Regions from separate parts of the Homo sapiens genome. Here region 1 is linked to region 2. Evidence: read pairs that join two places in POLR2A ChIA-PET (ENCODE). Cell type or tissue: A673. All regions are shown on one strand. Each heading gives the region's core, and the rest is flanking DNA. Links, peaks and the distances in the headings are about the cores only.

Region 1 (2,920 bases), core at 295-2,794, 100 kb before region 2:
TTCACTTTAATGTCTGGCAACTTGAAGGTAAGACTCACCGTGCACCTTAGTTTATTCACTGAGAAAATGAAAATGTTTAGATTAGAGATTATCCTCTATGCTCTTTTCCACAAATCTGAAAAATAGCTAAAGTGGACAACATTAGAAAGTGGCAATGATGCTGATATCAGAAGTTCCAGATTCTAGCTGCTTTGTCTATGGGCAAACCTTAATCTATCCTAGCCCTACTTTCTTTAATCTTAAACTGAGGTAATGTTTACCTCACGGGCTGATTAAGATACAGGGACAAAAGGCTGGGCATGGTGGCTTATGCCTGTAATGTCAGCATTTTGGGAGGCCGAGGCCGGTGGATCACTTGAGGTCAGGAGTTCAAGACCAGCCTGGCCAACATGGTGAAACTCCTTCTCTATTAAAAATACAAAAATTAGCCAGGCGTGCTGGTGGGCGCCTGTAATCTCAGCTACTTGGGAGACTGAGGCAGGAGAATCGCTTGAACCTGGGAGGCGGATGTTGCAGTGAGCCAAGATCGCACTGCTGCACTCCAGCCTGGATGACAGAGTGAGACTCCGTCTCCAAAAAAAAAAAAAAAAAGATACAGGGACAAAAGTACTTTGTGAACAACACCAAATTCAAATTTATTATTATTATTATCATCATCATCATCCATAAATTGGTCAGTCAGCTTTCAATAATAGAAAGCTAATTGTATTTGTTTTCTTTCATTACCCTGAAGTTGACAAATGAATGAATGAACATTAAAATACCTGTCTGGGCACAGTGGCTCACACCTGTAATCCTAGCACTTTGGGAGGCGGAGGCAGGAGAATTGCTTGAACCCAGGAGTTTGAGACCAGCCTGGGCAAGATAGTGAGACCCTGTCTCATTAAAAAAATAAAAATAATGCAGGAGGCTGAGGCAGGAGAATCGCTTGAACCCGGGAGGTGGAGGTTGCAGTGAGCTAAGATCGCGCCACTGCACTCTAGTCGGGGCAACAGAGTGAGACGCTGTCTCAAAAAAAAAAATAATAATAATAAAGAAAAAAATAAAATATATGCAAATTTCCCCTATGTACCACCATTTCATCCAAGAAGTCTTTACTATGATTGTTTGCCAGGTAGTTTTACATTAACTCAGTATTACCGTCTGTAGTAATGTGAGATGTGCAGTGCTCAATTTTTGTATTTTTAAAGCTTTCATGTAATAGCTTTAACTTACATAATTTTAGTTTTAAAATACTTACTCATAAGAAAAAATGATTATACCACAGGACCTATTTGTATTTTTATGTTTTCTCTAAGGGCTCGATGTAGAAAAATAAACAGTAAGTTAATCCCCTGAGTATCAAAAGGAAGAAAACCAACACTTAGAATTACAGAGTAATGCAACATTCTGTCTCCTGTTAATCTGTAAAACACTAGGACAAAACTCTCAAGATAATATCTGAATTTTCACCAAGAGGTATCTTACTACACTTAGTCAATGGCATTCTTTATATAATACAATAAACCAAACTTTGTAAACAAAGGCACTTAAAAGCAATCATGTTTTGCAATCACCATGTGGCTAATTTTTAAAAAAAGAATATCTGACCATAGTTTTAAACACTGGATTAAGCAATGTCACTGAACCTTTATAGTCTTTTCCATGGAACTTTTCCTCCATAAGAGCAATGGAAAACACTGAAAAGATCTGCCTATCAACTCTAGGAGAGGTGATCTCTAAGGCATTCATCCCCCCATAGTCTTAAACACCATATGCTCCTGTAGGAAGAGATGCTGAAATGCTGCTTTCTTCAGGTTACAAAAGCCCCAAACTCTATTGTTTAGTAAAAATAATAGGTATTTACAGATCACTTTTCACATCAAACACACTTTACAAAACATTTAACCATTTAGTCCCCACTTTATCTCTTTAAACGTTTTCTTTTTTCTTTTTTTTTTTTAGACCTCTCAGGGATGAAACATTTTATTTTTTAAACTAGTTTTTTTTTTAAATAACATTAACACATGCTGAATGCTTAAATCTTTTTAGAATTCAGAAAGGTAAAATGAAAGTCACCATTCTCATTCTCATCATCTTACTCCCAGAGATGATTGTTATTAATATTTCCAGAAATTTTGCTTGTATATGCAAACAGCAATATATTGTAGCTGCTCTTTAAGAAGCATACATGCACACACACGCACACACACACACACACACACAGAATTATACATATTATTCTACTTGCATTTCCCCCTACTTATCACTATACCTTAGACATTTTTCCATGTTATTGTAAGTCTCCCTCATTCTTTTAAAGGAGTATAAGGCATTTTATTGTACAATCATATATAATCTATTTAAATAGTCCTTTACTTATGGGCATTTAAGTTGTTTCCAGTCTTTACTATTATATACAATATCACTATGAACATGTGTTTGTATAATTTTTGTTCATGTCATGACAGGGATATTGAAAAAAATATTTGTGCATACATGTGAATATACTTGTTGGATCAACACCTAGAGGTGGAATTGGCAGTTTGAAATATTTTAAACATCTTAGGACCTGGTAGATATTATCAAACTGCCTACCTAAAGAGTTTAGTTTTTTATTTTCCTGTGCATTATTAGTGTCTCCTGCTACTCCATGATCTATTAAATTAACTCAGGGCCCAAGATGCTCTTCTATACCCTGTCTTTTACACATTACATTAAAAGCTAAAAATATATATATTAGAAAAGTAAAATATGTTTATGGGAATAAAGTAGAAAATTTATAAAGAAAAATATTATGAGGAACTATATTATGGATTATTTTTTCCAAAGAACTACTTAGACTATAACAAGATAAATGTAAATTTTTTTTTTTTTTTTTTTTTGAGACAGGGTCTCGCTCTGTCATCCAGACTGGAGTGCAGTGGCACAATCACAGCTC
Region 2 (2,920 bases), core at 91-2,590:
AAAAAAATCTGTGTAGCTTGATTTGGGACCTGGACTATGAAAGTAAATTAGGTTTTAGAGATGCTAACGTGTGTATCAGGTAGTATGATCACTGTATGTGTGCAAAGAGGTGGAGTTCTGTTATTTCCTTACAGAATGAAGGTTTGAACAGCAAAAGGCAGATATTTTAGAGAAACTAAGCAACTTCAGAAAGGCATCTGAAGAAAAGAAGACACTGAGTAAGAAAGGAGGGAAAAGCATCCCTTGAACATTTGTCTGGGGATGTATGCCAGGAAAGAAAGACAAGTGCAGAAAGATCGCTGTTACTTAGAATGCTGAGACTACAAAGTTAGGTGTCAGATGATTGTGAAAAGAGCCTATTTCCTCGCAAGTAAAGAGCTCTATTCCTTCTTTAATAAATAAGAGAACTGAAAGATTTAGCTCTAGTATTAGAAGAGGAACCTAGATTGATATCAAGGAAGGCTAGAGATACCTAAAATTAAGAACTACCAGGCTGAACTGGGGGTAAAGTGAGTGATGGTCTTATATTTGCAATTAATTTCCTATATAGCATTCTGACCACAAGATGTCCTCACACTGTAACAAGGTCATTTTGTATTCTAATTGATTAAGTGCACTATGATGAGAGAAGCTGCCTAGAAGGAGCTAAGTGAAAGCTTGTAAACCTCAGGTATAATCTTTCAAAGAGATTCATTCCCTATTCTTTGGAGAAACAGTTATACCAATGATTAAAACTCTCTGAGAAGAATATCACCTGAATAACTCTCTAGGGCTCTTCTTCCCTGATCTAAACCCTTGACATGTACTAAAAACTCAGTTAATTTTGGGTACAGCAGAGGTAGTACCTACCCCTCAAGATCCTTGAATCCATAAAATTGTTAAAGATGAGAGAAGCCCAATTACACATTTTGTCCTAGTCTGCCTTTCTTCTCGGTCACCCACAGTTCAGTAGCCAACACCATAGGGAGGTTGCCAAGCGCCTTGGGGGAACCCTCATGGAGGCAGAAGACAAGGTGCTCACATAAAATTCAGTTCCCGGCTGGGTGCGGTGTCTCATGCCTGTAATCCTAGCAGTTTGGGAGGCCGAGGCGGGCAGATTGCCTGAACTCAGGAGTTCGAGATGAGCCTGGGCAACAAGGTGAAACCCCATCTCTACTAAAATACAAAAAATTAGCTGGGCGTGGCAGCTTGTGCCTGTAGTCCCAGCCACTTGGGAGGCTGAGGCAGGAGAATTGCTTGAACCCAGGAGGCAGAGGTTGCAGTGAGCTGAGATCGTGCCACTGCACTCCAGGCTGGTCGACAGAGCAAGACTCCACCTCAAAAAAAAAAAAAAAAACTCAGTTCCCACCAGGAAATTCTTGGAAGAAGCCCTGTCGAATATTGGTCATGGGCCTGCAGAATCCTCCCCGTTCCCTTGGATGGGGAGAAAAATTGGCAGACTTTTCAGTCCCTCTCATCCAGCATCATGGAAAATAACCTAGAAAAGTGGGACTTTATAGAATGCTAATAGAGGTAGCTCAGAGCTGATTACAGGTTGAGCAATGTCAGGAAATAAGTAAAGGGATAAGAGTAGAAGTGTTTCAAAAGATTCTAGCCATAAAATAGCAATGCCCCAGAGCCAGAGAACAGAGGAGTGAGAGTGTCTAAAAAGAGATGTTTCTCAAAGAAATGAACATTTCTCTAAACTAGTTTCCATCTTAGGAAAAGGATTTTGGAGATGAATTCAGAAATTGCTTCAACGGACAGAGATTCTAGAGAGATGGTCAATACAAGGGGTCTTACCTACTAAACCATAATTGGGAGGTGTCATGAGAACCACTGGGGTGAGAAACTCCCAAAAGCTAAAGGAGGATCTTAGTAATCTAGGGACTTCAGTAATCAAGGAATGCCTCCTACAATCAAGAGTGTTGGTTGCCCGAAATCCAAGCCAACCATAACTTAAAGAGCAGCTTGCTGGTGAGCGGAAGCTCAACTTTGAGGTAGGGCTTCAGAGATAGCCACAAGGCTGTCCCCTTGTAGTGTCCCTTGCCTAGGATGCTTTGTGTCTTTATGGAGGCCAAAGAGAAACACCTTGGGTCTCTAAGCTTTAGGCCAAAGGGAAGATTCAGGACAAGAATTTAGCCCTAACTAACAAAAGCAAGAGACTAGAGACCCAAAATAGGAGAGCATCAAGGAAGAAATGAAAGATCGGGGAACTGCCAAGTCATAGGGAAGAATTACCCTGCCCAGGGCAAGAGATTAGCAGAGACCCTTGTGAATAAGACCCCCTGATTATTGCCAAAGAAAAGAGTTCCTCTGAAAAGAAAATTGCAGGAAAGAATAAGCTGCTTTTGACAACGGCTTTTTCTCATAAACCATATGAAGTGCAGGAAGGTCGCCTGCAGAAATCAGTCTGTGTTGATCTCTGCACAGAGTGCAGGCCCAGTTGAAATCAGAACTCTCCTCATAGGCAGTAGGAATAGATACTAAATCATAGGTGTTTATGATAGTCATTGGCCTGATCCTAGAAAAAAACCTGGAGTTTAGGCATGGACTTCTTGCATGGGATATTGGTCGGTACTATTTTTTTTTTCAGGTTTGGTTTTAGGATAGGACCTTGGGTCCCATCCTAGCTTTATGTCTATTAAAAATAAAACTATTCCCTTTGGGCCCGCAATTCTATTTCTAGGAATTGATTATAATTATGTTAAATGACATTTTCCCAATGTTACTCATTGCAGCATTTATTATAATAACGATATCCTGGAGACTGGTTAAATACATTATGGTGTATCTATATAATGGAATATTATCTGAAATAAATAAAAACAAGGAAGTTTTTGATGTACTAATATGGAAATATTTCTAAAGCAGAATAGGTAAAAAAAAAAAAAGCAAAATATGCAATATTGTATATAGTATGTCACCATTAGTGTAAAAG

The links. Peaks named below come from ENCODE experiments on the same cell type or tissue, not always from the same donor. Only the 100,000 strongest peaks of a DNase experiment are listed, where the experiment ranks them.
Region 1: POLR2A ChIA-PET joins it to region 2 with 9 read pairs; 3 of 35 experiments call an interaction of 5 or more read pairs at or near these places.

The regions. Positions count from the first base shown.
Region 1 is chr17:29,765,447-29,768,366 of GRCh38, forward strand. All of the region lies in intron 3 of SSH2 (slingshot protein phosphatase 2), which reads right to left. Among named protein-coding and RNA genes, the nearest start is that of SSH2-AS1, 130 kb to the left of the region's middle. In A673, for the core only: no CTCF peak of the experiment used is centred there; no DNase peak of the experiment used is centred there; H3K27ac peaks cover 402 bases.
Region 2 is chr17:29,867,419-29,870,338 of GRCh38, forward strand. All of the region lies in intron 1 of SSH2 (slingshot protein phosphatase 2), which reads right to left. Among named protein-coding and RNA genes, the nearest start is that of SSH2, 61 kb to the right of the region's middle. In A673, for the core only: a CTCF peak has its summit at 550; no DNase peak of the experiment used is centred there.